2 separate regions of the Homo sapiens genome follow, and region 2 is linked to region 1. A link is an interaction called in ENCODE POLR2A ChIA-PET data of the cell type or tissue named here. Cell type or tissue: OCI-LY7. All regions are shown on one strand. Links, peaks and the distances in the headings refer to the core of each region. The heading gives the core; the rest is flanking DNA.

Region 1 (16,357 bases), core at 4,028-12,027:
GTCAGGAGTTCGAGACCAGTCTGACCAACATGGAGAAACCTGGTCTCTACTAAAAATACAAAATTAGCCGGATGTGGTGGCACATGCCTGTAATCCCAGCTACTCTGGAGGATGAGGCAGAAGAATCGCTTGAACTCTGGGAGGCGGAGGTTGCGATGATGAGCTAAGATCGCGCCACTGCACCCCAGCCTAGGCAACAACAGCAAAACTCCATCTCAAAAAAAAAAAGAAATGTAGGTCGGGCACAGTGGCTCATGCCTATAATCCCAGCACTTTGGGAGGCCGAGGAAGGCAGATCACTTGAGGTCAGGAGTTCAAGACCAGCCTGGCCAATACGGTGAAACCCCATCTCTACTAAAAATACAAAAATTAGCTAGGCATGGTGGCGCACGCCTATAATCCCAGCTACTCGGGAGGCTGAGGCAGGAGAATTGCTTGAGCCCGGGGTGGGGGGTGGAAGTTGCAGTGAACAGAGATCGCATCACTGCACTCCAGCCTGGGCAACAAGAGTGAGACTCAGTCTCAAACAAAAAAAATGAATAAAATAAATAAATATGTATTTTCTCCTCTGTAGCACAGAAACATTTACTATCAACATCTTAGCATTTTGGGGAGCGGGAAATGAGATAATGTCTGACAAAGTACCTAATGCCTGTAAACTAATAGCCATACAACAAAAAATTGGCTACCTTATAAATTTAGGTAGATATATGAGGCTCAATACAATTGAAGATTTAGATTTAGTCAGTATACAGAATAAAGGCAGCATAATTTAGAATAAATTACTCATTCACATAAGTTTTGTTATATTGTTATAACTGTTTTATTAACTACTGTTAATCTCTTAGTGTGCCTAATTTATAAATTAAACATCATAAGTATGTATGTATAGGAAAAAACAAAGTATATTTAGGGTTCCAGGCATCCACCAGGGGTCTTGGGACCTATCCCTTGTAGATAAGGTGGGGACTACTGTAATTACAACTTTTTTTTTTTTTTTTTTTTTTTTTTTTTGAGATGGAGTCTCGCTCTGTCGCCCAGGCTGGAGTGCAGTGGTGCGATCTCAGCTCACTGCAAGCTCCGCCTCCCGGGTTCATGCCATTCTCCTGCCTCAGCCTCCCAAGTAGCTGGGACCACAGGCACCCGCCACCATGCCCGGCTAATTTTTTGGATATTTAGTAGAGATGGGGTTTCACCGTGTTAGCCAGGATGGTCTCGATCTCCTGACCTTGTGACCCACCCACCTTGGCGTCCCAAAGTACTGGGATTACAGGCATGAGCTACCGCACCCAGCCTAATTACAACTTATTTTTATTCCTATTCATTCTGCACATCCCAACACAAGGCAAGAAGAATCTAGAAAACAATGCACAACCTACATTGAGCTCCACCTCCTATAATTCCTATTAGATGTTATTTGTATCAAGTCAGCACCCTCCTACATAGTATTATTATACTCTGTAGTTGTTTTTCCTATACAGATAATCTTTCTGTTACATATTGCTTTGTTAACAGATTTTAATTACATAATATATCTATCTTACCAACTTTATAAGTTTGTTGTAGGCAGAAGCAATCTGTCTTTCCTATTTTATAGTGTTTGAGGCTGTAGGTAGCAAGTGTTGAATGAATAACTACTTTGTTACTTCTGAAAAGCTTACTTTTTGATTAATACTTTTCCTTTTTACCAATTCCTTTTTCTTTTTTTTTCAGGCTCATCCATGGAATACCAATTCTTTTTCTTAGTGTTCACATTGGATTTTTCTGTTAAAAATAGATTGTTGGAGTTGGCTAACAAGTTGATTACTTCCAGTCAGGCACTCTCTTCTGTAAAGTCTCTTTTGTAAACTCCTACAAGCAGCTATTTCACTGGATTTGAAAAGACTGACTAAAAAGAACCATGCACTGTAACTCTCAAGTATACAGGAATATTGTTATTAGGTAATTTTTTTTTTCAATATGTGTTAACCTTGTCTTCCCTACAATTTTCTTTTTCTTTTTTTTTTTTTTTTGAGATGGAATCTCACTCTGTCGCCCAGGCTGGAGTGCGGTGGCACAATCTCAGCTCACTGCAACCTCTACTGCCTGGGTTCAAGCGATTCTCCTGCCTCAGCCTCCTGAGTAGCTGGGATTACAGACGCGCGCCACCATACCCAGCTAATTTTTTGTATCTTTAGTAGAGACGGGGTTTCACCATCTTGGCCAGGCTGGTCTTGAACTCCTGACCTTGTGATCCACCCGCCTCAGCCTCCCAAAGTGCTGGGATTACAGGCATGAGCCACGGCGCCCAGCCTCCCTACAGTTTTCAAACATTCAGAGAGGTGATTATGGTGTATCTTTTATTCTGTTTTGCTTTGGATCTTGGCGTTCTTCTAGAGAACTCATCTGCTCAGGAGCTTCTCAGTGCATCTTCCCTCCCAAACTTGTCTTACCCAGCAGAGAATGAATGTACTCAAGATTACCAGTTTTGCAGATGAATAAACCAATGATTCCAGAGGTTATGGTGCATATCTAGAGTCACATGACTAAGAAATGATAAAACCAGGATTTCAGCCAGGTTATCTGTTTCAAGACATTTTCAGACAAAAAAATCTGGAGTTTGCCACCAACAAGAAATGATCCTAGCCTCAGCATCTCAGCCCACACTGGGAGTGTCAGGTGCTGAAAAAAAATTTTTTTAATTTTACATAGTAAATAATTTTATAAAAAAGAAAGAAATGATCCCTTATACAAGAAGGAATGATAAAAATATTAGTAAATAAGTGGTTAAAACTAAAAACTTTTTACCATACAAAGTAATAGTAAGTAATTTGTGTGGTTAATAAGGTAAAGCAAGATGGAACTGATACTCTGGACAACAAAGTCATATATTTAGAAGCAGGATGAGTGGAGTGATGGTTGGAGTTGAAGTTTTCCAAGGTCCTGGTATTGTTTGGGAAGTGGGTAAAAATATTGATTAACTTTAACCTTTACTCTTTTAAGTGTATAAGATAAAATATGTAGGGTAACTGCTTTTCCAAATTAACAGAAGAAAATAGAATAAAGAAAAATACAAAAAAAAAGGCCGAGCATGGTGGCTCACGCCTGTAATCCCAGCACTTTGAGATGCTGAGGCGGAAGGATTGCTTGAGACCAGGAGTTTAAGACCAGCCTGTGCAACATAGCCAGACTCCCTCCCAGCTCTACAAAAAACAAAAGAGATTAGCCAGCTGTGGTGGTGCACACCTATAGTCCCAGCTACTTGGGAGGCTGAGGCAGGGGGAATACATTTCAGTTTTAAAGAGTGCAAAATGGACAAGAAAATAAAACTTAGGCCAGGTATGGTGGCTCACGCCTGTAATCCCAGCACTTTGGGAGGCTCAGGCAGGTGAATTGCTTTAACTAAGGGGCTCAAGACCACCCTGGACAACATGATGAAACCCCATCTCTACCTAAAATACAAAAAAATTGGCTGGGTGCGGTGGCTCACACCTGTAATCCTAGCACTTTGGGAGGCTGAGATGGGCAGATCACCTGAGGTCAAGAGTTCAAGACCAGCCTGCCCAACATGGCAAAACCCCATCTCTACTAAAAATACAAAAATTACCCGGGCATGCTGGCATGTGCCTGTAATCCCAGCTACTTAGGAGGTTGAGGCAGGAGAATCACTTGAACTCAGGAGACGGAGGTTGCAGTGAGCCGAGATCACGCCACTGCACTCCAGCCAGAGCAAGACTCCATCTCAAAAAAATTAGCCAGACATCATGGCACATGCCTGTGGTCCCAGCTAGTCAGGAGGCTGAAGTGGGAGGATCTCTTGAGCCCAGGAGTTCAAAGTTACGGTGAGCAATGATCTTGCCACTGTACACCAGCCTAGATCACAAAGCAAGACTGTCTCTTTTAAAAAAAAAAGGCCAGGCATGGTGTCTCACACCTATAATCCTAGCACTTTGGGAGGCTGAGGTGGGCGGATTACTTGAAGTCAGGAGTTCGAGATCAGCCTGGCCAGCATGGTGAAACCCCTTCTCTACTAAAAATACAAAAATTAGCTAGGCATGGTTGCATGCACCTGTAGTCCCAGCTATTTGGGAGGCTGAAGCATGAGAATCGCTTGAACCTGGGAGGCAGAGTTTGCAGTGAGCTGAGATTATGCCACTGCGCTCCAGCCTGGGCAACAGAGCAAGATCCTGTCTCAACAAAAAACCATTTCACCTCTTTATGTGGCTTCTAGAAAATTTAAAATCACATTTGTGACTTCCATTTTATTTCTCTTGGACAGCACTGATCTAGGATATATATAGAACTAATGTAAGTGAATAAGAGAAAGACAACCCAGCTTTTTAAATTGGTAAATACCTCAGAAGAGGAAAAATTAATGTCCAGGAAACATTTGAAAAGCTGTTTCAGGGAAATCAGGGTGCTGGTCAGAGTGTTAATTGATACAATCATTTTGGAAAACAAGTTGGTTGGCATTACCTAGTAGAGTTGCATATGGGCATATCTTAAAACCCAACAATTGTTCTTAGATATACAAATTAAAACTCTTGCAAATATACACCAAAAGACATGTCTAGGAATGTCTGTAGCAGTATTGGCAAATGGGCAAATGTCTATCAACTATAGTATATATAATGAACTACTATTAAACAGCTTAAAAGGCAGGGTTTTGCATTTGTTGCTGAGGCAGGAGTATCACCTCAAACACTTGGGCTCAAGCGATCTTCCCACCTCAGTCACCCAAGTAGCTGGGACCACAGGTGTACTCCACCATGCCTGGATTTTTTTTTCCCCTGTCTTATGGTGCTGATGTATAATTGTTTTTTAGTTTTTTTAGAAACAGGGTCTCGCTATGTTGCCCAGGTTGGTCTTGAACTCCTGGCCTCAAGTGATCTTCCCACACTGGTGTCCCAAAGCATTGGGATTACAAGCATGTGCCACCAAGCCTGGCCATAACTGAAATTTTCAGCTATGCCTACCAAAATGGTAAAGTCTTGGGGACATAATAATGAACAGGAAATAAAAGGCATAGAATGTTTTTCCATTTATGTAAAGTTTTAAGAGTCAAAATTAAACAACAGATGGTGTTGAGAAATATGGTAAAACTATAACCAAGAGAAAGGTAAAGAAAAATTTTAGGATAGTTTTGGTTTGGTTTGGTTTTCCTTTCTGAACAGGAAAAGGGATTATATAGGGGACACCCAGGAGGCCTCAGAGCACAGGTAAATTTGTATTTCTTAAACTAGTTAGTAAGTGGACAGATATTTGTTTTGTTATTTTGTCTACACTAGATGTAATGAATGTTATTTATATCTATTTATTATTCCGTAACAACTATGTGTGTGCGTCCTTTGACCCAGCAAATTCTATTTCTAAAATTTTGGTTCACGGAAATAAAAGCACTCGTACATAGACTAAATGTACAAATTAATGGTATAATTTGTGGTGGGAGAAATGAAGTGAATGCTCATAAATAAGGGAATGGGTGAATATATTTTGGAACATCCATACAGAGGAGTATTATACTGTCATTAAAAAGAATTGAGTTTGCCAGACATGGTGGCTGACAACTGTAATCCCAGAACTTTGGGAGGCTGATGTAGGAGGATCACTTGAGCTCAGGAGTTGGACACCAGCCTGGGCAACATAACAGGACTTCATCTCTACTAAAAATAAAAAATTAGCTGGGTATAGGGTCATACACCTATAGTCCCAGCTACTCAAGAGGTTGAGGTGGGCGGATTGCTTGAGCCCAGGAGATGGAGGCTGCAGTGAGGCAAGATCGCGCCACTGCACTCCAGTCTGGACAACAGAGCAAGACCATGTCTCAAAAAATAAATAAATACATAATAAGTATATGCATATGTATTTAGATATCTATTAAGAAATTAGGCCGGGCGCAGTGGCTCACGCCCATAATCCCACCACTTTGGGAGGCCAAGGCAGGCGAATCATCTGAGGTCAGGAGTTTGAGACCAGCCTGGCCAACATGCCAAAACCCTGTCTCTACTAAAAATACAAAAATTAACCGGGCATGGCACGCGCTGGTAATCCCAGCTAGTCGGGAGGCTGAGGAAGAAGAATCACTTGAACCCAGGAGGCAGAGGTTGAGTGAGCCAAGATCACACCACTGCACTCCAGCCTGGGCAACAGAGTAAGATTCCGTCTTAAAAAAAACAAAACAAAACAAAACAAAACCCTCACACTATATTCCAAATCCTGAAATAAGAAACAAATTTGCAAATTAAGAAATTATGGATTAACTTATTGATTATTGCTCAGAAAACGTACCTTATTTTTACTCTGAAATTCACTTTATTTATAATACTTTAAAACAATTTAGCTAAAGTAGTGTTTATAGGATGTTACTTCTCTGGTTAGACATGTTTCACACAACAGTTTTCAATGCTGAAAATTCATTTGATAATTTTAATCACAATTTATGATTGATTGATGGATTAATCAGTAATTTAGATGCCATAAGAACCATTGAAAGGAATAATCTGACTATTGCTCATTGTACAATCTTGATCATTAGTTATAAGCCAAGAATCTGATATCCCACTCTTGAATTACATTTTTCAATGTGTGTATTTGGTCAACAACAGGTCACAGTGAGCCGAGATCATGCCACTCCACTCCAGCCTGGGTGACAGAGCAAGACTCCATTTCAAAAAAAAAAAAAACTGAAAATACCAAATATTGACAAGGATTTGGAGCAAGTGGAACCCTCATACATTGCTGATGGAAATGCAAAATTATACAGCCAATTTGGAAAAATAACTGGGTGTGGTGGTGTGCACCTATTTTTCCAACAACTTGGGAGACTAAGGTAGGAAGATCCCTTGAGCCCAGGAGTTTGAGGTTACAGTGAGCTGATGGCGCCACGGCTCTCCAGCCTGGGTGACAAAATAAAACTGTTTCAAAAAAAAGAAAAAAAAATGATGCTATAAGAAAAAAACTATATACCAATGTCCTTCATTAACATAGATACAAAATGTTTAATCACAATTTTAGCAAATTGAATCCAACTGTCTCCCCCACCCCCACATCTATCTATATATCTATATTTGTTTGTTTGTTTTGAGACGGAGTTTTGCTCCTGTTGCCCAGGCTGGACTGCAATGGCATGATCTCGGCTCACTGCAACCTCCACCTCCTGGGTTCAAGTGATTCTCCTGCCTCAGCCTCCCGAGTAGCAGGGATTACAGGCATGCCCCACCACGCCTGGCTAATTTTGTATTTTTAGTAGAAACGGGGTTTCACCATGTTGGACAGGCTGGTCTCAAACTTCTGACTTCAAGTGATCCGCCCGCCTCATCCTCCCAAAGTGTTGGGATTACAGGCGTGAGCCACTGCATCCGGCCTTGTTTTTTTGTTGTTGTTTTTTTTTGAGACAGGGTCTTGGTCTGTCACCCAGGCCAGAGCGAGTCTCATGGTTCACTGTAACCTCCGCCTCCTGGGATCAAGGAATCCCACCTCGGCCTCCTGAGTAGCTGGGACTATAGGCACAAGCCACCACGCCTAGCTAGTTTTTGTTTTGTTTTGTTTGATTTGGTTGGTTGTTTTTTTCTTTTTGTTTTTGTTTTTGTAGAGATGGCGTTTTGCCATGTTGCCCAGGGTGGTATCAAACTCCTAGGCTCGAGTGATCCACCCACTTCAGCTTCCCAAAAGGCTAGGATTGTAATCACATCTGTAGGCATGAGCCACCACGCCTGATAAATCTAACAATACATTAAACGTAAAATACCAGGCCAGGTGCAGTGGCTCACACCTGTAATCCCAGCAGTTTGGGAGGCCAAGGCGGGTGGATCACCTGAGATCAGGAGTTCAAGACCAGCCTGACCAACATGGTGAAACCCCATCTCTACTAAAAATACAAAAATTAGCTGGGCATGGTGGCACACGCCTGTGGTCCCAGCTACTCGGGAGGCTGAGGTGGGAGAAGGGACTAGCCTTGTCTCAGATGAGTCTTTGGACTTCTGAGTTAATGCTGGAATAAGTTAAGACTCTGAGGGACTATTGGGAACACATAATTGTATTTTGCAATGTGAGAGGGACATGAGATTTAGTGGGGCCATGGGTGGAATGATATGATTTGGGTCTGTGTCCCCACTAAATCTCATGTCGAATCCCCAGTGTTAGAAGTGGGGCCTGGTAGGAGGTGATTAGATTATGGGGATGGTTTCTCATGAATTGCTTAGTACCATGCCCCCTTGTGAGTTCTCACAACATCTGGTTGTTTAAAAGTGTGTAGCACCTCCCCACCCTCTCTCTTGGTCTAGCTCCTGCCATATAAAATGCCGGCTCCTGCTTTGCCTTTCACCATGAGTAAAAGCCTCCTGAGACCTTCTCAGAAACAGATGCTGCCATCCTTCCTGTACAGCCTGCAGTACCGTGAGCAAAATAAGCCTCTTTTGTCTATAAATTACCTAGTCTCAGGTATTTATTTATAGCAATGTAAGAAAGAACTAATACAAGTGGTTTCACTTCTTATAGCCTAAAACTACCTAGCATGCCTTTGAAATTGCAACTGCTTTCTATTTCTTATAATTCAGACTTGTCTTTTCATTTGTGACCAATTCCTGTTATTTCAAAACCAAAGAGTGCATGAGGGTGAATTATATTACCCTGAAGAGATGAGACAATGACTCTGTCTGAACCATTCAGCTGGTCTAGGTGACTAGAGACTGCAGAGATGTCAGGACTGTTGCCTAGGACACAAAGCAGACTTACAGGGCATTCCTCACTGAAAGAACATTTTAGGGACACTTACTTATCCAGAAAGGCATAAATAAGGAACTGGTAACCCTGATAACTTGAGAACCCTACTGCTACCTGGTGATTAGAGGCAGTCTGAGACACATAAGAGAGTGGTTCAGGCCAGGAGTGGTGGTTCACACCTGTAATCCCAGCACTTTGGGAGGCCAAGGTGGGTGGATTGCTTGAGATCAGGAGTTTGAGACCAGCCTGGCCAGCATGGCGAAACCCCCCTCTACTAAAAATACCGAAGTTAGCCAGGTGTGGTGGCACATGCCTGTGATCCCAGCTACTTGGGAGGCTGAGGCACGAGAATCACTTGAACCCGGGAGGTGGAGTTTGCAATGATCCAAGATCATGCCACTGGACTCCAGCCAGAGCAACACAGTGACACTCTGTCTCAAAAATATATATATATATTTTGGGACCTGGACAGGTGACCATGGTGAGACCTTTGAAGACATATGTATGTCCATAGCATGCATATGTCTTTGAACTGTGTATCTTGAAGTAATGTTATGTTAAATTATGTAATAGATAATCATAAAGTGTCTGAGTCATTTCTAAGTAAGTTAAAATGCTGAGATATCAATTTAATCTTTTAGTTTTTTGTTGTTGACTTTAGACATCTAGAAATATAAAGCATAATCAATTTAAGAATAAAAAATACGGCCTGGGTACAGTGGCTCATGCCTATAATCCCAGCACTTTGGGAGGCCGATGCGGGCAGATCGCTTGAGTCCAGGAGACCAGCTCGGTAACATGGAGAAACCCTGTCTCTACAAAAAATATAAAAAATTAGCCAGGTGTAATGGCAGGTGGGTGTGGTAGTATGCGCCTATAGCCCCAGCTACTAGGGAAGCTGAGGTCAGATGATCACTTGAGCCTGGGAGGTGTAGGTTGCAGTGAGCCAAGATTGTGTCACTGCCCTCCAGCCTGGGCAACAGAGTGAGACCCTGTCTCAAAAAGCAAAAACTATGCAAATAAGGACAATTATTAACAAAACAATCTGAAATCCGTATCTGAAAAGTGTTTCTGGCCAGGCGTGGCTCACGCCTGTGATCCCAACATTTTGGGAGGCCGAGGTGAGTGGATCACTTGACACCAGGAGTTGAAGACCAGCCTGGCCAACATGGTGAAACCCTGTCTCTACTCAAAATACAAAAATTAGCCAGGTGTGGTGGTGCATGCCTGTAATCCCAGCTACTTCTTAGGAGGCTAAGGCAGGATAATCGCTTGAACCCGGGAGGCAGAGGCTGCAGTGAGCCGAGACTGTGCCACTGCACTCCAGCCTGGGTGACAGAGCGAGACCCTGTCACAAAAAAAAAAAAAAAAAAAAAAAGTGTTTCTAAAGGTAACCAGGCCAGGCACAGTGGCTTGCCTAGGCCTACCAGCTGCAGGGCAGGTTACAGCTAGTGGCCCAAGCTCTGGGATAAAATATTAATCAATATTAATGATACTTAGTCTTTTAAGCTTAAGCTTATATACTTTGTTGTCTTTATGGTTTAACAAAGCTAAATATATTTCAATCTGTTAATAAAAATGGAAGAAACATCTTTAAAAAATTATGAAGTAATTTTCATCTACAAATATTGACAAAAAAGTTCAAAATTACTTTCTAGGTTTTTCACTAGAAATTAGGTTACTAAAAGTTAAAATTATAGTAAATATATATATTAAAACTACTAGGCTGGGCCTGGTGGCTCGTGCCTGTAATCCCAGCACTTTGGGAGGCCGAGGCAGGTGGATCACCTGAGGTCAGGAGTTCAAGACCAGCCTGGCCAACATGGTGAAACCCCGTCTCTACTAAAATAAAAAAATTAGCTGGGAGTGGTGGCAGGTGCCTGTAATCCCATAATCCCAGTTACTTGGGAGGCTGAGGCAGGAGAATCGCTTGAACCTAGTAGGTGGAGGCTGCAGTAAGCAGAGATTGCGCCACTGCACTCCAGCCTGGGAGAGCAAGACTCTGTCTCAAAAACAAACAAAAAAAATTTCTAGCTATAAGAGAAACAATTCTGTGTACACAGCATTTAAAAACCAAATGTGTCTTTGGTAAAGAAGATTATAAAGAAGGCATGAGAATGTAGTTTTTCTTAAAGGAAAAGTACTTTTGTCTAGAGATTCCTAAAGATTATTTTAAGTTGAAAGGATAAGAAAGAATGATAGATAAAACTAAATGGAGGCCAGGTGCAGTGGCTCACACCTGTAATCCCAGCACTTCGAGAGGCTGAGGCAGGCGGATCACCTGAGGTCGGGAGTTTGAGACCAGCCTGACCAACATGGAGAAACCCCGTCTCTGCTAAAAATACAAAATTAGCCAGGCGTGGTGGCGCATGCCTGTAATCCCAGCTACTCAGGAGGCTGAGGCAGGAGAGTCGTTTGAATCTGGGAGGCAGAGGTTGCGGTGAGCCCAGATCGTGTCATTGCACTCCAGCCTGGGCAACAAGAGCGAAACTCCATCTCAGGAAAAAAAAAACAAAACAAAACTGAATGGATATAGAAAGTTGAGGAAAGAAAGAGATTGGGAAAAAAATGTAAGAAATTATAAAAGTCTCTAGAAAGCTTATCTTGTGTCATCAAAGCTGATTGAAATTGGATGGGTTGGCTGGGCGCGGTGGCTTACACCTGTAATCCCAGCACCTTAGGGAGCTGAGGCGGGCGGATCATGAGGTCAGGAGTTCGAGACCAGCCTGGCCAACATGGTGAAACCCCATCTATACTAAAAATACAAAAATTAGCCAGGTGTGGTGGCGGGCACCTGTAATCCCAGCTACTCGGGAGGCTGAGGCAGGAGAATCACTTGAAACTGGAAGGCAGGGGTTGCAGTGAGCTGAGATGGCGCCACTGCACTCCAGCCTGTGTGAAAGAGCAAAACTCCATCAATCAATCAATAAGATGGATCAGCATTTCCATTGTACATACCACCCTTAGTCTTCCAGAGTGGTGGAAAACACAAATCAGATAATAAAAGAATCAATTGGCAAAGCTTATGCAAACTTTTAACTTTCCCTGGCTTAAGGCTCTTCCATTTGCTTGACTTACATTCTACCTGGTTTGGAAAACATCAGGTTTCTTTCTCCCTTTGAAATAGTAATGGGAAGGTCCATGTGCCTAGGATGAAGGAGCCTATGAACCAGCTTTCCTTAAAGGTGATATTCTTTGTTTTTGCTAAGGGCTTGTAAGCTTCTCACTAAAATTAAGGATTAATGAAGGATTTTTCTTTTTTTTTTTTCCAGATGGAGTGTCGCTGTGTCACCCAGGCTGGAATGTAGTAGTGCGATCTTGGCTCACTGCAACCTGCACCTCCCAGGTTCAAGCGATTCACCTGCCTCAGCCTCCTGAATAGCTGGGATTACAGGCGCACACCACCACACCCAGCTAATTTTTTGTATTTTTAGTAGAGACAGAGTTTCACCATTGGCCAGGCTGGTCTCAAACTCCTGACCTCAAGTAATCCACCTGCCTCGGTCTCCCAAAATGCTGGGATTACAGGTGCGAGCCACACACCCAGCCTAAGGATTATTTTAACAGTGAGCTCCCAGAATATAAGACCATCAAAGATCACAGTCTCCAACCTGGAGATTTTTTAAATACAAAAACATCAAATAGGGGACTCTTTCCAACATGTTAGAAGGAACCATATCAGGCAGCCCTGCCTCAGTGGGCATCTTCAACAGCAGAGATCTTCAATACCTTATTTTTCAGACTAGTACAAGGAATAGATGAAATATTTATTTGGTTACATTTATTTGTTTAAAAAAATTTTTTTTAGAGATAGAGTCTGGCTCTGTTGCCCAGGCTGTAATGCAGTGTCATGATTATAGCTCACTGTAGCCTTAAATTCCTGAGCTTGAGTGATCCTCCTGCCTCAGCCCCATGAGTAACGGACTGCAGGTGGATGCCACTTCACCTGGCTAATTTTTTATTTTATTTTTATTTATTTATTTTTTTGAGATAGAGTCTTGCTGTCACCCAGGCTGGAATGCAGTGGTGCAATCTTGGCTCACTGCAAACTCCGCCTCCTGGGTTCATGCCATTCTCTGGCCTCAGCCTCCCGAGTAGCTGGGACTATAGGCGACTGCCACCATGCCTGGCTAATTTTGTTTTTGTATTTTTAGTAGAGACGGGATTTTACCACGTTAGCCAAAATGGTCTCGATCTCCTGACTTCGTGATCCGCCCGCCTCGCCCTCCCAAAATTCTGGGATTACAGGCGTGAGCCACTGAGCCTGGCCTATTTTTATTTTATAGAGATAGGATCTTTCTATGTCGCCCAGGCTATTCTCAAACTCCTGACCTCAAGTGATCCTCCTGCGTTGGCCTCCCAAAGTTCTGGAATTATAGGCATAAGCCACTGCACCTGGCCTGGTACTTTTAGAAATAAGAACACTTTTCAGACCTGGATTTCAAGTTGTTTTGTCAATAATTGTCCTTATTTGCATCATATTTTTTATTCTTAAGCTGATTATGCTTTGTACTTTTAGATAACTAAGGTCAACAACAGAAAATGAATTATGATAGTTAGATGCTTAGAAAGAATCCAATATTCTGCAGCTTCCTTGTAAGCGGATGGCCTGACCAAGGTCCCATTGCTCTGTCTCTTTTTTTTGTTAATCAATTCAGCATTGAGACATCACTAAGTTCATAAGCCACAATACCTCTCCTCTCTTCCTCTGACATGGAACAAGGTTACCTGGGAATGAGCCTTCCCAGCTACATGGGAGAAACATACATCTAAAATGTTGAACATCAATGCTTTCAGAAGAGAAAGGTTTCAATCAAAAGAGAGAAATGAGAAAAAAAATCAGAGCAGTCTGAGGTACATGAGGTATGCAAAACTTATCAGGCACAAAGAGACATGAGTGGTCAGGCGCCATGGCTCACACCTGGAATCCTAGCACTTTGGAATGTTGAGGTGGGCAGATCACTTGAGCTCAGGAGTTCAAGACCAGCCTGGGCAATATGGCAAAACTCTATCTCTACAAAAAAACACAAAAAAATTAGCCAGGCATGGTGGCATGCACCTGTAGTCCCAGCTACTTAGAAGGCCGAGGTAGGAGGATTGCTTGAGCTGGGGAGGCAAAGGTTGCAGTAGCCAACATCGCGCCACTGCACTCCAGCCTGAGCAACAGAGACAGATCCTGTCTCAAAAAAAAAAAAACAAAAAAAAAAAACACATGAATATGGGACTTCAGCCACACACTCCTGCACTCATGCCTGGGGACAATGGTTTAAAGGCATTTTGTTATTTCTTTCTTTCTTTTTTTTTTTTTTTTTTTTTTGAGACAGAGTCTTGCTCTGTTGCCAGGCTGGAGTGCAGTGGCGTGATCTCGGCTCACTGCAACCTCCACCTCCCAGGTTCAAGCAATTGCCCTGACTCAGCCTCTTTAGTAGCTGGGACTACAGGTGTGCACCACCACACCCGGCTAATTATTTGTATTTTAGTAGAGACGGGGTTTCACCATGTTGGCCAGGATGGTCTCAATCTCCTGACCTCGTGATCTTCCCACCTCAGCCTCCCAAAGTGCCGGAATTACAGATGTGAGCCACCGTGCCTGGCCTGTTATTTCTTTTCTTCCCTGTAGGTTCCTGACTGCCTCACCCATTATCTTTTTTTATCTTTCTTTTGACAGGGTCTCACTCTGTCACCTAGGCTGGAGTGCAGTTGTGCAATCACAGCTCACTGCAGCCTTGACCTCCTGGACTCAAGCAATCCTCCTGCCTCAGCCTCCTGAGTAGCTGAGACTACAGGCATGCACTACTACACCTGGCAAATTTTCCTTTTGTTTTTCTGAGACGGAGTCTCAGTCTGTTGCCCAGGCTGGAGTGCAGTGACACCATCTTAGCTCACTGCAGCCTCCACCTCCTGGGTTCAAGCAATTCTCCTGCCTCAGCCTCCTGAGTAGCTGGGACCACAGGTGCATGCCACCACGCCTGGCTAATTTTTGTATTTTTAGTAGAGACAGGGTTTCACCATGTTGGACTGGCTGGTCTCAAACTCCTGACCTCAGGTGCTGGAGTTACAGGTGTGAGCCACCGTGCCCGGCCCTAATTTTTGTATTTTTTGTAGAGATGGGGTATCCCCATGTTGCCCAGGCTAGTCTCAACTCCTGGGCTCAAGTGATCCACCTGCCTCAGCCTCCCAAAGTGCTGAAAATACAGGTGTGAGCCACTATGCCCAGCCTCAGCCATTATCTTCCTGTTCCTGGAATTTGTGATATAAAGAACAATGTACAGCCAATCAATAGCTTATATTACTTTAACATAAATTCTTTTTTTATTTTTTTTGAGACAAGAGTCTCATCCTGTTGCCCAGGTTGGAGTACAGTGTTGCATTCTCGGCTCACTGCAACCTCCGCCTCCCGGGTTCAAGCAATTCTTCTGCCTCAGCCTCCTGAGTAGCTGGGATTACAGGCACATGCTACCATGCCCCAGTAATTGTATTTTTGGTAAAGACAGGGTTTCACCATGTTGGCCAGGCTGGTCTCAAACTCCTGACCTCAGGTAATCTGTCCACCTTAGCCTCCAAAAGTGCTGAGATTACAGAGGTGAGCCACCATGACCGGCCCTAACATAAATTCTTGATAAGCAACTTAGAAATTGCCTCTTCTATATTCCTTTAAAAACCCACTTATAACTGCTGTTAATCAGAGCGTATATTCAGGGCAACTTGAATCTGTGCTCCTGGGTTGTAGTCCATTAACTTGGCCCAAACAGACTCTGTACTTAGTTAATTTTTCCTCAGTTTTTTTCCTTTTGGTTAACAGAAGAAAACAAGGAAACAACAGCAAAAGTCTAGAGGGGAGGGTGGTGGGTGGGAGAGAGTGGGAATAGAGATCAGGACATGGACTTGCTACAATATATTATTATTGTTATTATTATTATTATTTTCCGAGACAGAGTCTTGCTCTGTCACCTAGGCTTAGTGCAGTGGGATGATCTTGGCTCACTGCAACCTCCACCTCCCAGGTTTAAGCAATTCTCCTGCCTCAGCCTCCTCTGTCAAAAAAAAAAAAAAAAAAAAAAGATTTATATTTTTCTTTTTTTTTATCAAGTCATAATCATGGAACAGGGTATGAAGAAGACCAAGTTGGGCTGGAACTTGGTTCCCTGACTCACATGAGCTACAACTCCCACCTCTGTCTGGCTAATTTTTGTATTTTTAGTAGAGATGGGGTTTCACCATGTTGGCCAGGCTGGTCTCAAACTCCTGACCTCGTGATCTGCCCGCCTCGGCCTCCCAAAGTGCTGGGATTACAGGCGTGAGCCACCATGCCCGGCCTAACAATATATTATTTAAAATGTCCACTTTGTAACACGAAGTTACAAGATGAGCAAAAAACATGAAAGTGTGATCCATACACAGGAGAAAACAAAACAGGTAATAGAAACTGCCTTTGAAGAGCCCAGATGTTGACTTTAGTAGACAAACAAATACTTTTTTTTGTTTGTTTGTTTTTGAGACGGAGTCTCACTCTGTCGCCTAGGCTGGAGTGCAAAGGTGCAATCTCAGCTCACTGCCAACCTCCGCCTCCTGGGTTCAAGCAATTCTGCCTCAGCCTCCTGAGTAGCTGGGATTACAGGTGCACACCATCACATCCGGCTAATTTTGGTATTTTTAG
Region 2 (16,357 bases), core at 2,778-10,777, 190 kb after region 1:
AATGTGTAAGTTTGGAAATTTTACAACCTGGCCATGTGGTAGAAAAGTAAAGCCCATTTTCAAGGAGAGAATTCAAGCAGGCTGTGGCACAACGACTTGCTAGAGATATTTGCATAGCTAAAAGGGAGCCAAATGCTAATAACCAAGACAATGGGGAAAAGGTCTTGAAGGCATTTCAGAGACCTTTGTGGCAGCCCCTCCCATCACAGGCCCTGAGGCCTAGTGGGGAAGAATGATTTCATGGGCCAGGCCTAGGGCCCTGCTGCCCTGCACACCCTCAGGACACTGCTTCCCACATCCTGACCACTCCAGCTCCAGCCAGGGCTCAAAGGGGCCCAAGTATAGCTCAAGCTGCTGCCACTTTGCAGTCTCACTTTGGAGAATGCAAGTGGTAAGCCTTGGCAGCTTCCATATTATGTTAATCCTGTGGGTGCACAGAGTCCAAAAGTGAAGGCTTGGCAGCCTCCGCCTAGATTTCAGAGGATGTATGAGGAAAGCCTGGGTGTCTGGGCAGAAGCCTGCTGCTGTAGCACTGCCCTCACAGAGAATCTCTACTAGGGCAGTGCCAAGGGGAAATGTGGAGTTAGACCCCACACACAGAGTCCCCAGTGGGGCACTGCCTGGTGGAGCTGTTGGAAGGAGGCTGCCATCCTCCAGACCCAGGAATGTTAGAGCCACCAATGGCTTGCAATTTCAGCATGGAAAAGTCACAGGGGCAGAGCTGCCCAAGGCCTTGGGAACCCACCCTTCCCACCAGTGTGCCTTGAATGCAGGATATGGAGTCAAAGAAGATTGTTTTGGAGCATTAAGATTTAATGAATGGGCTGGGCGCAGTGGCTCATGCCTGTAATCCCAGTGTTATAAAGTTTTGGTGCAGCAAAAGAAATAGCACTTGAATATAAAATTTTCTTTTTTTCGTCTCAGCAAGGCAATTTACTTCTATAGAAGGGTGCGCCCTCACAGATGGAGCAATGGTGAGTGCAAACCTGGGCAAGGGAGGGGAAGAATTTCTCCTGCTGCTGTGTTGTTCCCCTATTGGCTAGGGTTAGACTGCACAGGCTAAACTAATTCTGATTGGCTAATTTAAAGAGAGTGATGAGGTAAGTGGTTTGGCAGGAAAAATGGTTATGGAATGAGTCAGGGTGGAGAATGAGTCAGGGCGGAGCAGGTAATTGAAATGAGTCAGGGTGGAGCAGGTAATCGGAATGAGTCAGGGTGGAGCAGGTGATGGAAAAAGGTTGCTTTATGAGGAAGTTAAGTTTAAAAGTAGAAGGCAAAGAATGGAACATACTGACATATTGACTCTTTGAAGAGAAATTTAGGACTCATATCTAACACCAGGACTTTGGGAGGCTGAGGTGGGCAGATCACCTGAGGTCAGGAGTTCAAGATCAGCCTGGCCAACATGGTGAAACCCCATCTCTACTAAAAATGCAAAAATTAGGCAAGATGCGATGGCTCATGCCTGTAATCCCAGCACTTTGGGATGCCAAGGCAGGTGGATCACCTGAGGTCAGGAGTTCGAGGCCAGCCTGACCAACATGGTGAAACACTGTCTCTACTAAAAATACACAAAAAATTAGCTGGGCGTGGTCGTGGGCACCTGTAATCCCAGCTACTCAGGAGGCTGAGGCAGGAGAATTGCTTGAACCTGGGAGGAGGAGGTTGCAGTGACCCGAGATCCCACCATTGCACTCCAGCCTAGGCGACAAGAGCAAAATGCCATCTCAAAAAAAAAAAAAAAAAAAATTAGCTGGGCATGGTGGCACATGCCTGTAGTCCCAGCTACTTGGGAGGCTGAGGCAGGAGAATGGTTTGAACCTGGGAGGCGGAGGTTACAGTGAGCCAAGATCTCACCACTGCACTCCAGTCTGGGTGACAGAATGAGACTCCATCTCAAAAAAAAAAAAAAAAAAAAAGATTTAATGAATGGCTTCTGGATTTTGGACTTGCATGGGGCCTGTAGCCCCTTTCTTTTGGCCAAATTCTCCCTTTTGAAATGATAATGTTTACTCAATGCCTATACCCCCACTGTATCTTGGAGGTAAATAATTTCTTTTTGATTTTACAGGCTCCTAGGTGGAAGGGACTCATCTCTAGCTAAGACTTTGGACTTGAGACTTTTTTTTTTTTTTTTTTTTTGAGTAGGATTTTTGCTCTGTCACCCAGGCTGGAGTGCAGTGGCTCGATCTTGGCTCACTGCAACCTCTGCCTCCCGGGTTCAAGCAATTCTCCTGCCTCAGTCTCCTGAGTAGCTGGGATTACAAGCGCGTGCCACCAAGCCCGGCTAATTTTTGTATTTTTAGTAGAGACAGGTTTTCACCATGTTGGTCAGGCTGGGGGACTTTTGAGTTAATGCTGGAATGAGTTAAGACTTTGGAGTCTAAGTGCTTGGGAGTTGATAAAACAATTTTTAAAATGAATAAATAAGTAGGCCAGGAGCAGTAGCTCATACCTGTAATCCCAGCATTTTGGGAGGCTAAGGTGGATGGATCACTCAAGTCCAGGAGTTCAAGACCAGCGTGGGCAACATGGTGAAACCCCAACTCTACAAAAAAAATATAAAAATTAGCCAGGCATGGTGGCATGTGCCTGTGGTCCTAGCTACTCTGGAGGCTGAGATGGGAGGAGCACTTGAGCCTGGAAGGTGGAGGTTGCAGTGAGCCGAGATAGCACCACTGCACTCCAGCCAGGGTGACAGAGCAAGAACTTGTCTCAAAAAAATAAAATTAGGCCAGGCACGGTAGCTCACACCTATAATCCCAGCATTTTGGGAGGCCGAGGCGGGTGGATCACCTGAGGTCAGGAGTTCAAGACCAGCCTGGCCAACATGGTGAAACGCCATCTCTACTAAAAATATTTAAAAATTAGCCAGGCATGGTGGTGGGTACCTGCAATCCCAGCTACTCCAGAGACTGAGGCAGGAGAATCACTTGAACCTGGGAGGCAGAGGTTGCAGTGATCCGAGGTCGCAGTGATCCGAGGTCGCACCATTGTACTTCAGCCTGGGCAACAAGAGTGAAACTCTGTCTCAAAAAAAAACAAAAAACAAATAAGATTTTAGGGGACTGTTGTAAAGGCATAATTGTATTTTGCAATGTGAGAAGGACATGAGATTTGTGGGGGCCATGGGCAGAATGATGTAGTTTGACTGTATGTCCCTACCAAATCTCATGTCAAATTGTAGTCCCCAGTGTTGGAGGTAGAGCCTGGTGGGAGGTGTTTGGATCATGGGGGTGGATCCCTTATGAATGACCTGGGCCATCCCCTTCATGATAAGTGAGCTCTTTCTCTGAGTTCCCACAAGATCTGGTAGTTTAAATGTGTGTGGCACGTCCCCTCCACCTTGTTCCTGCCTTCACCATATGACGTGCCTGCTCACCTTTCACCTTCTGCCATGATGGCAAGTTTCCTGACGCCTCCTCAAAAGCCAAGCAGATGCCAGGACTATGCTTCCTATAAAGCCTGCAGAACTGTGAGCCAATTAAACCTCTTTTCTTCATAAATTACCAAATCTCTGGTATTTCTTTATAGCAATGCAAGAACGGCCTAATACAAGTCACTTCCTGTCTTTGTCCCTCAATTTCCTCCTCTGTGTGAGGAAACAGGAAGAAGAATCCCTGCCCTGCGTATTCAGCTGCCACGTGAGGTAATAGTGCAGGAAGGGGAAACCGGAAACCCCCAAAGGTGTTGGTGAGACCAGTTCCCTTCCTGTCTGTCCTCTGAAACAGCTCTGCATATTCCCCCAAGCCCAGGACCTGAGTATAGTCTGGATCCCCAGACTTCGCTGGATGAAGCTCTAAATTTACCAGCCAGCTGGCTTTCAGGCCCAAGATTACTATCTTGTCTTACCTTCAGGTGAGAGAAACATTATAATAACATCAATAACGAACAGTAACCAAGCACTTGGTGCCTGTGCCAGGCATTCTCTCCTGCCAGCCATCCTTACAGGTATGAGGCAGGTAATACCTGCTTCCCCACTGTCTCCTACCCAAGCCTGGGCCCTTGAGACACTCACCGACCTAGCTAATGGGATGGCCTCCAGCAGTGGAAACGGGACTTTCCCAATTATCCCCATGGTAGATTTTTAAGGCCTGGGTGACAATCTCATAGCTCAACAGCACTGGGCCACCACTGTCAAGCCTGCCAACACTCACGCCCTCCAGGCCCCTGCCATTATCCCTTCTCTGATAGACTGCCACTTTTAGGAAGAAGAGATGTGTAACTTACTACTCTTTATATATAGATATTAGAATTCATCTCTTGAAATGATACACATTTTCTAACACCCCCAAAATGCCAGTAAGAATGATTAAAGGGCTGGGTGTCGTGGCACATGCCCATAGTCCCAGCTACTCCAGAGACAGAAGAGGGAGAATGCTTGAGCCCAGGAGTTCATCAGCCTGACCCCAACACAGCAAGAGCCCATCTCCACAAAAAATTAAAAAATTAGATAGGCATGGTGGCACACACCTGTAGTCCTAACTATTCAGGAGGCTGAGATGGGAGGAGTGCTTGAGCCTAGGAGTTAGAGGCTCAAGTGTGAGAACAGACACTCATAGCTCATGGCATAAGCTATGATCATGCCACTGTATGTATTTAAAAAAAGATTAAAGGTTGAGGGGATGGAAAATGGGATGGGATAGGAAATGGGGTGGGAAAAATAAAAATAAAAGCAGAGAGGGGGATTGCGCAGACCAAGGAAGATAGCATGTCAACCCACCCCCGATTAAGGCATAACTCCTTGTATATAAAATTAAGCACCAATCAACATCCTAACAATATCATTATTAGGGCATCTGAAAGAACGTTCACTAAAGTATGCTTATCTCTATGTTTCTTCTTTTAGCTTTTATTATTTGAAAACTTTCAAAATAATAAACTTTCAGTTTTACAAAAATAACAAAAGTATTTTAAAAATGCCCATGCGGAGTCTGCATTTTATTCCACAATACATCTGCAACTTTTTTTTTTATTTTTTTGAGGTAGGTCCTGCTCTGTCGCTCTGTAGCTGGGTGCTCTGCATCTGTAGCTACAGGCATGAGCCACCAAGCCTGACTAATTTTTTGAGGAGGCAAGGGTCTCACTATGTTGCCCAGTCTGGTCTCAAACTCCTGGGCTCAAGCAATTCTTCCACCTTGACCTCCCAAAGTGCTGGGATTGCAGGCATGAGCCACCATGCCTAGCCAGCTTTTTATTTTTTATTTTTTATTTTTTTTGAGACAGAGTCTTGCTCTATCGCCCAGGCTGGAGTGCAGTGGTGCCATCTCGGCTCACTGCAACCTCCACCTCCCGGGTTCAAGTGATTCTTGTGCCTCAGCCTCCCGAGTAGCTGGGACTACACGTGCCTGCCACCACACTGGGCTAATTTTTGTATTTTTAGTAGAGACAGGATTTCACCATGTTCGCCAGGCTGGTCTCAAACCCCTGACCTCAGGTGATCTGCCCGCCTCGGCCTCCCAAAGTGCTGGGATTACAGGAGTGAACCACTGCACCTGGCCAAATTATTATATTTTTTATGTTGAGTTGTCTATAAATGTTTTAACATTGAAATATTTTGTATTGGGCCGGGCGCGGTGGCTCACGCCTGTAATCCCACCACTTTGGGAGGCCAAGGAGGGCGGATCACGAGGTCAGGAGATTGAGACCATCCTGGCTAACATGGAGAAACCCCGTCTCTACTAAAAATACAAAAAATTAGCCGGGCGTGGTGGCAGGGCGCCTGCAGTCCCAGCTACTCGGGAGTCTGAGGCAGGAGAATGGCGAGAACCCGGGAGGCGGAGGTTGCAGCGAGCCAAGATTGCCCCACTGCACTCTAGCCTGGGTGACAGATCCGAGACTCTGTCTCAAAAAAAAAAAAAAGAAATATTTTGTATTAATATTTCCATGGTGGGGCAGAAACTCCAGTAAAATCAACCCTTTAGATGCTGCGGATGTGTTTGTTCAGGGACTGTGTACTCCCAATACATGACCCGCCGTCAGTTTGAGAAGCTTAGATTGTCCCCACCATTGACAGATGAGGAAAATGAGGCCCCTAGCCAGCTTTTTAAAATGTTCAATAGAACTCTTTTTATTGAGATAAAGTTTATGTACCATAAAATACGCCCTTTTAAAGTGTACAATTCAGAACATTGTCATCAGCCCCAAAAAGAAACTTTGTACCATTAGCAGTCATTCTCCCATGTTCCCCTCCTCTCAATCCCTGGCAACCAATCCACTCTGCCTTTATGGATTTGCCTATTTAGGACATTTCATGTAAATGGAATCGTGTTAATCTGTGGCATTTGGTGTCTGGCTTCTTACACTTACTTCGGTATTTTCAAGGCTCATCTATGTTCTGCCGTGTGTTAGTACTTCATTCCTTTTTATGGCTGAACTGTATTCTGTGGTATGAATAGTCCACATTTTATTTATTCATTCATCAGTTTATAGCCATTTAGGTTGTTTCCATGTTTTGGCTATTATGAATAATGCTGCTATGAATATTGATATATGAGTTTTTGTATGGAGATATGTTTTCAATTATCCAGAAATGTATAGCTAGGAGTAGAATTTCTGGGTTATATGGTAACTCTATGTTTAACTTTTTGAGGAACTGCCAAACTGTTTCCCACAGAGGCTGTGTCATTTTACATTTCCGCCAGCAATCTGGGAGGGTTCCAATATTCCCATACCCTTGCCAACATTTGTCTCTCTCGCTTTTTTTTTCTGAGACAGACTCTGTTGCCCAGGCTGGAGCGCAGTGGCTTGATCATGACTCATTGCAGCCTTGAACTCCCAGGTTCAAGCGATCCTCCACCTCAGCCTCTCGAGTAGATGGGACTACAGGTGCATGTCATGACACCTGGCTAATTTTTTTTTAATTAAAATTTTTTGTAGAGATGGGATCTCACTATGTTGCCCAAGCTGGTCTTGAACTCCTGGGCTCACATGATCCTCCTGTCTTGGCCCCCAAACTGCTAGGATTACAGCTGTGAGCCACCATGCCCAGTCTGCCCCTCTTTTTTTATTACAGCCATCCTAGTGTGTATGAAATGATATTTCACTGTGGTTTTGATTTGCATTTTCCTAATGGCTAATGATGTTGAATATCTTTTCTTGTGCTTATTGTCCATTTACATATCATCTTTGAGAAATGCCTATTCAAGTCCTTTGCACATTTTAAAATTATTATTATTACTATTATTTTTTTGAGACAGTCTCGCTTCGCCCAAGCTGGAGTGCAGTGGTGCAATTCCAGCTCACTTCAACCTCCACCTCCTGGGTTCACACAATTCTCCTGCCTCAGCCTCCCGAGTAGTTGGGATTGCAAGCGCCTGCTACCACACCAGCTAATTTTTGTATTTTTAGTAGAGACTGGGTTTCACCGTGTTGGTCAGGCTAGTTTCAAACCCCTGACCTCAAGTGATCCATCTGCCTCGGCCTCCCAAAGTTCTGGGATTACAGGTGTAAGCCATTGTGCTCAGCCAAATTATTATGTTTTTTTATTGTTGAGTTGTCCATAACTGTTTTAACATTGAAACATTTTGTATTAATATTTCCACGGTGGGGCAGAAACTCCAGTAAAATCAAGCCTTTAGATGCTGTAGCGTGTTTGTTCAGGGACTCTGCACTCCCAATATGTGACTCCCCATCAGTTTGAGAAGCTTAGATTGCCCCCAGCATTGACAGATGAGGAAAATGAGGCCTGTACAAGTTAGGAAACTGGCTGGGTGTAGTGGCTCATTCCTGCAATCTCAACACTTTGGGAGGCTGAGGCGGATTGCTTGAGCCCAGGAGTTCAAGACCAGCCTGGGCAACATAGCAAGACCCCATCTCTACAAAAAAATAAAAAATTAGCCAAGGGTGGTGGCATGCACCTGTAGTCCCAGTTACTCAGGATGCTGAGGTGGGAGGATTATTTGAGCCCAGGAGTTCAAGGCTCCAGTGAACTATGATTGCACCACTGCACTCCATCCTGGGTGACAGGAAGATCTTGTCTCTTAAAAAAAAAAAAGAAGAAAAAAAAATGTTGACCGGGTGTGGTGGCTCATGCCTCTAATCCTAGCACTTTGGGAGGCCAAGGCGGGCAGATCACCTGAGGTCAGGAGGTCGAGACCAGCCTGGCCAACATGGTGAAACCCCATCTCTACTACAAATACAAAAATTAGCTGGGCATAGTGGTGTGCGCCTGTAATCCCAGCTACTCAGCAGGCTGAGGCATGAGAATCGCTTGAACCTGGGAGGCGGAAGTTGTAGTGAGCCGAGATCACGCCACTGCACTCCAGCCTAGATGACAGAGTGAGACTCTGTCTCAACAACAACAATAACAACAAAAGTTAGGAAACGTGTTCAAATTACACAGCCAAGTCTTATGTAGAATAGTGGGAAACTGGGGAGATTTACCTGGAGGAGAGGAGCAACAAGGTTTCAGTTCCCGGCTCTTGAAAGGCTGCGACAAACAAGACAACCAGAATGTTTTTGTGGCCTCAGAGCCAGAATCAGAGATTGCACTCTCAGAGGGAGACATGTCAATGGGAAAGGCCTCCTGACAACAGCTACAGCCTAGCATGACGGAGGCGGCTTGGGAAACATTGAACTATGTCTGGACAATCCACTGGCAGGAAAATCATAGGAAACTGTAGGGGCCATCTGATGCTTGGCCTCTTCGGCATCTATTTCCCCTACCTTTTTTCCCTTCGAATAGGGCCTCAATTTCCTTTTGAGGATCTGCATGGTTCTAGGAGTGGAACTTAGAGTAACTAGACTTAGCCGAAGTCTACCAGTGCCTCTCATCCCTCCATTAATGTGGTTCAGGGTATGCATGTGATTAGCTGGTCCAATTAGAATACATCTCAAAACTTTTGGTGGGAACACAGAACACTTTCTCTTTCTTTCTTCCTTCCCTCCCCTCCCTCTCTTCTTCTTCTTCTTTTTTTTTTTTTTTTTTTTTTTTTGTTTTTGAGACGGAGTTTTGCTCTGGTTGTCCAGGCTGGAGTGCAGTGGTGCGATCTCGGCTCACTGCAACCTCCACCTCCTGGGTTCAAGCGATTCTCCTGCCTCAGCCTCCCGAGTAGCTGGGATTACAGGTGCCTGCCACAACACCTGGCTAGTTTTTTTGTATTTTTAGTAGAGACAGGGTTTCGCCATGTTGGGCAGCCTGGTCTTGAATTCCTGACCTTGGGTGATCCGCCCACCTCGGCCTCCCAAAGTGCTGGGATTATAGGCATGAGCCACCATGCCTGGCCTGCCTGCCTGCCTTCCTGCCTGCCTGCCTGCCTTCCTTCCTTTTTTCTTTCTCTTTCTTTCCTCCTCCTCCTTCTTCTTTTTCCTCTTCTTCTCTGTCTTTGTTTCCTTTCTTCTCTCTCTCTCTCTCTCTCTCTCTTTCTTTTGAGACAGACACTCTGTTACCAAGGCTGGAGTACAGTGGCAAAATCCTAGCTCATTGTAGCCTCAACCTCCCAGGCTCAAGCAATCCTTCTGCTCAGCTTCCTGAGTAGCTGGGACTACAGGCATACACCACCACACCCAGCTAATCTTTTTAATTTTTTGGTAGAAACAGGGTATCACTATGTTGCTCAGGCTGATCTCAAACTCCTAGGCTCCAGCAGTCCTCCCACCTTGGCCTCATAAACTGCTGGAGTTACCAGTGTGTGCCACTGCACCAGACCAAGGTATTTCCTGCTCCTTGGAAATAATAAGGGAGCCTGACTAGATGTGACAAAGACGACATCTTGGATATGAGGTGGGCTGCCCTTAAAATGAGATCAGCAGCACAGAAGGCACAGAGGAGAGAGAGAAACAAATCCTTACTGATATCGCTGAGCTGCTGGGTCACACTTTGCCTGAAGGTGGAGGGGGCCTCTGGAGTTTACTGTTTAAACTAGTTTGAGTGGGCTTTTCTGTTACTGGCAACATGAATGCAATAAATATAGGGCTCAGGCATCCAATGGAGAGGGGTGGGGACAAAACCTTGTAGCCTTTATGATCCTGTCAATCCCTAAGCCTCTATAACATGTCCAAAGACTTGAGGTTGGAAGGCAGTAGTCAGTCTTGGGAACTCAGGTGGGAGGCTCTCAAGTAGAAGAAAGGTGTTTTTGATAGGTAGACTTTACAGGGTATAAGTTCAAATGATCAAACTCCGTTATAGCTACATGAAAACCCTTCAATAACCTATGCTTGATAATCAACCCAGAGCAGCTTCAGGGTACAGCTGTATAAGCCCCTCCTCTGCTCCAGGGTCCCATAGATCTGGGTTCAAATCCCACCTCTGCCGCTTCCCCACTGCTTCTTAGTCAATCTCTCTGGGATTCAGTTTCTTCATCTATAAAGCAGACAGAAAGCTAATATGGGCAACCTGGGCCAGTGTGGGAGGTAGGGGAAGCTTCAGGTATGGTGGCTTTTGCTGCAGTCATGGCGCAGAGATGCACTGGAGACCCTTATCAAACACAGAGCTCTTACCCCTGCCAAGCATAGACAAGGGGACTACCATTAACTCGATTTTGCAGATGAGGAAACAAAGGCACTGGGAGGTTAAGAACGGGACGCAGGCCGGGCGCGGGGGCTCACGCCTGTAATCTCAGCACTTGGGGAGCCAAAGCAGGTGGATCACTTGAGGTCAGGAGTTCGAGACCAGCCTGGCCAACATGGTGAAACCCCGTCTCTACTAAAAATACAAAAAAAAAAAAAAAATTAGCCGGGCGTGGTGGCGAGCACCTGTAATCCCAGCTACTCAGGAGGCTGAGGCAGGAGAATCACTTGAACCCAGGAGATGGAGGTTGTGGTGATCTGAGATCACACCACTGCACTCCAGCCTGGGCAACAAGAGTGAAACTCCATCTCAAAAACAACAACAACAACAACAACAAAAACAGGACCCAGGCACAGAGCTGGTAAGTGGAGGTGCTGGGGATCCACCCCAGGGTAGTGTCACACACCCAGGCTGCTCTGCTCGCAGTCAGAGGAGGAGCGGCAGTCAGAGGAGGAGCGGCAGTCAGAGGAGGAGCGGCAGTCAGAGGAGGAGCGGCAGTCTGATGTTGGTTTGGCTGCTGGGGCCTGAGCTGCAGAAGGCGAGGGCAGGATTCCAGGCACCCAGGAAGAGCTTTCTCCGAGACCCACCCACATGGGACTTGACCCTGGGGCCTGAGGTTGGGTGACAGCTGGAAGGTGCAGAGAGCCGGAAGTGGATTCCCCTACCTCACCCTGGGAAAAGTCTTCACCTGCAGGAGATGAAAGATCCCTTTCAGGTGAGTGGTTCCGCTCCACAGTTATTACTTCCATCTTCTCCGCACAGAGCCAGCACTACAGGCAGCTGAGACCTGTGACTCCTTTTGGATGTCCCCAAAGCCTCTACACCTCCCTTGAGAAGATGGCTGAAGCAAAAAGCTTTCACAAGGGCTGAAGAACTGTGATGAAAGAACCCTGGTGGGCCTGTGTAAGCCCCGGACCTCAGTGGCAGCTTCTCTTTGCTATAATGAAGTAGCCAGGAGGCGGGCACAGATTCTAGGAACCCTTGCCTAAGCGGCCTGCACAAGTCGAATGGGGTGAAGAAAGCGGCTGTGGCCACAGTGGGGCCACATGGGGCACCACCTGATGTTCCAAAACCCAAATGGTGGATACAAGTCACTCTATTACCCATGGAGACAGAGACCTTGACTAGGAAGGCTTTGCATCTGAGAGTCCCACAGGTGATCCCAGTCCTGACCCAGTGGCTTTGGCACCCTCAAGAGGGTGCTGCCCAGCCAGCCTGCAGGGTCTCACTGCAAAGGCGAGGATGTCTCAAAGTTCCACCATGTTCTGCTGTGCTGTAGCTCACTGCCTGGCACCAGACAACCTCGGAGGGTGTACCTGGGCAATCCCGAAGGCCCCATCCGCCCCGGAGGCCCTTCCTTCCTTTCAGTGGCCTGAACTTGGGAGTTTGTACCAGCCAGGAGAGGAATAAATTCTCCATTGCTACCTTTCCTTTCACAGACACTGGTACCAAAGGGCCACTTGCATAAGAATTAAATCTGGTCCTGAGCAACAAAAAGCCCTGATTTTAAATATGTGGGTGTGTTTTTGTGCAGCCAAAGGCACCCCAGGATTGTGGCTGTGTTGTGGCAACACTGTGGCCTTGGCGCCATCTGCTGGCCAAGTGACCCCCTCCCCCCCACCCCCACCCCGCCGCCGGCCCCCCAACCCCTAGGCTGGGAGCTGGGGAAGGGTTGTGATTTTGTGGATGGATTCAGAGGCTTCCAACCTTCCTGAATATTTGCAAACCCGGGATGTTGGATCCTTTCCTAGGGAGAATGTGCCCAGCGCTCCTAGAGTTCCTGGAGGGTCTGGGACCCTCTGGAGGGAAGAGGAGTGCTGCACCACTGAGCAGCCTTTTTTCTGCTCTGACGGGGAAGGTCCCCACTGCTTTCTAGGCCAGTGGAAGAGGGCTGCCTCAGAGGCCCCTCCCCGACCTCTAGGATCCTGGCTGGTGGCTGGGAGGGAAGGAATAAGATGGGGATGCTTCCTGCTCTGGCCTCCACTCTGCCAAGTGTGAGACCAAGAGAGCTCCCCTTCCCCCTTTTGCCTTCTCTTATCCTCCTCCCCACTTCTCCTGCCACAGCTAACCTCTCTTCTGGCCCTCCCTCAGAGCCCACGTGGTGTTTTGGACAGCCCCTTTCCCATCGCACACCTCAGTTTCCCCACCTGTAATGCAGTGGTTCTGGATTCTCATACATGGGAGATGGCAGCAGGGGAGGACTCCATGTTTCCTGTTTGGGTGGCTATGACTATTCCTTTCTGACACAGCTCCTGGTGCTGTACACAGGAGTCTTTCAACGGTATACAGGCACCCAGCAGGTCACAGGGGCTGATAGTGTCAACTTGGCTAAATAAGGCCAGTTTTCCAAAATGGTGGCACCAATTCACAGCCCTATCTACAGCCCCATCTCACCAACACTTATTATTGACAGATGTATACTCATCATTCTGATGACTATCAAGTGGCATTTCAGTGTAGTTGGGGTTTGCATTTTCCTGGTTACTGATGAGGTTGGACATCTTTCCATGTGGTTTTGGCTGTTCCTGTAAGTTCCCATCCAAGTTGTGTGCCCATTTGTCCATTGGATTGTTTGTCTCTCTTGAGAACTCATCAGACTTTTTTACATATCCTTAATGGTAATCCTTTTTTGATTATGTCTCACAAATATCTTCTCCCAATTTGGTCTTGTCTGTTCATTTTCTTTATGATGTCCTGTTTTTCTTTTTAACTTTTTATTTTGACATAATCTCAGACTTACATCGAAAAGTTGCATGAATAGTGCAAAGAATTTCTTCATACCCTTTACCCCAGTTCCCCAAATGTTAACATTTGACATTTGTGTCCCTCTCTCTTTCTTTCAGTGCCCCCATATATACACACATATCTCCCCTCCCCTTCCCTGAGCCCCAAGTCACTTGGGAGTAAGGGGCAGAATACTGCCTTTTTACTCCTAAATACTTCAGTGTATATTTCATTTTTGTTTTTAGATGGAGTTTCACTCTTGTTGCCCAAGAATGCAGTGGTGCAATGTCTACTCACTGCAATCTCCTGGGTTCAAGTGATTATCCTGCCTCAGCCTCCTGAGTAGCCGGGATTACAGGCACACACCACCACACCTGACTAATTTTTGTATTTTTAGAAGAGATGGGGTTTCACCATGTTGGCCAGGCTGGTCTCGAACTCCTGACCTCAAGTGATCTGCCTGCCTTGGCCTCCCAAAGTGCTGGGATTACAGATGTGAGCCACTGCACCTGGCCTGGTGTATATTTCTTAAAAACAAGAACATTATCCTATATGTAAACATTACCACAGAACAACTGTCAAATTCAGGAAATTAACACTGAAACACTACCATTATCTAATCTACAGACTTTATTCAGATTTCATCACTCATACTAGTAATGTCCCTTGGAGCCGAGGTGAGTGGTGGGTGGCAAGCATTACCACCTGAGCTCCACCTCCTGTCAGATCAGCTGCATTAGATTCTCATAGGAGTGCAAATCCTGCTGTGAACTGCACAGGTGAGGGATCTAGGTTGTGTGCTCCTTATGAGAGATGATCTGAGGTGGAACAGCTTCATCCTGAAACCATCCCCTGCCCCTCATCCACGGAAAAATCGTCTTCCATGAAAGCGGTCCCTGGTCCCAAAAAGTTTGGGGACCGCTTCCTCAGAACAAAAAGAACATCCCATATCATGTGTTACACTTCTTTAGTATGCTAAAGAGGTTATGTCTATGTTTCTTTATACTTTAATCTAGAATAGTATTTCTTTGTGTTTCATAAGACTGACTTTTTGGAGATGATAGACCAGTTCTTTTATAGGATGTCCTTCAATTTGGGATTATCTAATGTTTCTTCGTGATTAGATTAAGGTAATGCGTTTTGGGTACTGTGTCCTCAGAGCATCATACCAGAAGGCACATGATCTAGATTTCTCTCATTGCTGGTGACATTAAACTTCATCACGTGAGTAAGATGAGGTCTACTAAGTTTCTCCATATAAAGCTACTGTTTTTCCCTTTGTGATTATTAAGTATCTAGGGGAGATACCATGGACTGTGTAATTACCCTATTAGTTTATTTCTCAAGTCTACTGGTTTTTATGTCCATTGATGATTTTTGTCGAATTATTAATATGGCTGCCAAATAGTGATTTTCTAATTTTATCCTTCCTCATACCTCATACATCTATTAGTTGGCTTTTGGTTGTTTGTTTGTTTTGTGACGGAGTCTCTCTTGTAGCCTAGGCTGGAGTGCAGTGGCACAATCTCAGCTCAGTGCAACCTCTGTCTCCCGTGTTCAAGTGATTCTCCTGCCTCAGCCTCCCAAGTAGCTGGGATTACAGGCGCCTGCGACCATGCCCGGCTAGTTTTTGTATTTTTAGTAGAGACGGGGTTTCACCATCTTGGCCAGGCTGGTCTTGAACTCCTGACCTTGTGATCCACCCACCTTGGCCTCCCAAAGTGCTGGGATTACAGGCGTGAGCCCCACTGTGCTTGGCCTGATTAGAACCTACTTAATCCAGTATGACCTCACCTTAATTTGATTATATCTACAAAGACCTTATTTCCAAATAAGGCCATATTCACAGATACTGGTGGGGGATGCCAAGGCTTCAATATATCTTTTAAGGGGAACAATTCAACCTGTAACAGACTCCAATTTGTTTTTTTGTTTTTTGTTTTTTTCATATGGATGACCAGTTAGCCTGCATCATTTATTCAGTAGCCATCCTTCCTCACTGGCCTGCAATACTACCTCTGAGTCCATTAAGTAGATGTGGATGCCTTGGGTCTATTTCTGGGTTTTCTGTTCAGTTCTGAGGGTCTAATGTTGCATTCCTGAACAAACACCCACACTGTCCCAATTACTCAGCTTTCTAGCAGGCCTAGATATCTGGTAAAACAAGTCTGCTCATTTTGTTTCTCTTCAAGACTGTCTAGTGGCTGGGCACAGTAGCTCATGTCTATAATCCCAGTACTTTGGGAAGCTAAGGCAGGAGGATTACTGAAGGCCAGAGTTTGAGAACAGCCTGGGCAACATAGCAAGACCCTTCTCCATAAAAAATTTAAAAATTAGCCAGGCATGGTGGCACACACCTGTAGTCCTAGCTACTTAGGAGGCTGAGACCAGTGGAGTACTTCAGCCTAGGAGTTTCAGGCTGCAGTGAGCTAGGATCATGCCACTGCACTCCAGCCTGGGCAACAGACCAAGACCTTGTCTCTCAAAAAAATAAAAAAAAAAAGAGAGATAGATTGTCTAGGCTCTTCTGCGGTCTTTGCTTTTCCATATAAATTTGAAAAACAGTATGCCAACTTTCTCACAAAAAAACTTGGGAGTTTGGCAGGAATTGCACTGAGCCTATGGATCACATCTCCTCTTCCAGGTTCCAGGAAACCTTCCCTCCTCACTAGCCCCATTAGGCTCTCTGTCCCCTCTGGTTTCACACTATCCCCACCCCATTCTGTGGGGGTGATCTGGCCCCCTTGACTGGCCTGAATACCGCAAACCACAAGGGTATGTTCCTTTCAAAAGTCTCCTTCATGTCTCTTGCGTGTGTCCAGACCAAGATCTGACTATGACGACCCTGAAAGCTAGATCTGAGTGACACAGTCCTCCTGTCTCCACTCTCCCCTCTACAGAGCCCAGAGTGTTGTCTTAGGAATCCTTGGTAGGGCTCTTCCTCTAATCCCCTACTCAGTCTATGTAACCCTTAAACAAACTTAGGCCAGATCATATCCCTAGGTCTATTCAAACCCTCCCCATGGTTCCCCAGCTTGTCCAAAGAAAACCCACGTCCTCATCATGGTCTTCGAGACCCAACTCCATCTGCAACCACCCCACTCCATCTGCAACCCCTCACCT

The links. ChIA-PET counts read pairs that join two places held together with the same protein. Peaks named below come from ENCODE experiments on the same cell type or tissue, not always from the same donor. Only the 100,000 strongest peaks of a DNase experiment are listed, where the experiment ranks them.
Region 2: POLR2A ChIA-PET joins it to region 1 with 11 read pairs; 7 of 35 experiments call an interaction of 5 or more read pairs at or near these places.

The regions. Positions count from the first base shown.
Region 1 is chr3:47,167,456-47,183,812 of GRCh38, forward strand. KIF9-AS1 (KIF9 antisense RNA 1) reads left to right here. Exons shown (of 7, transcript NR_033373.1): 2 at 1,714-1,941. Among named protein-coding and RNA genes, the nearest start is that of KIF9-AS1, 11 kb to the left of the region's middle. RefSeq lists an enhancer at 8,295-8,354. In OCI-LY7, for the core only: no CTCF peak of the experiment used is centred there; a DNase peak (open chromatin) is centred at 8,366; H3K4me3 peaks cover 1,772 bases; H3K27ac peaks cover 3,285 bases.
Region 2 is chr3:47,359,260-47,375,616 of GRCh38, forward strand. No RefSeq gene overlaps it. Among named protein-coding and RNA genes, the nearest start is that of PTPN23, 14 kb to the right of the region's middle. RefSeq lists an enhancer at 3,088-4,287. In OCI-LY7, for the core only: no CTCF peak of the experiment used is centred there; no DNase peak of the experiment used is centred there.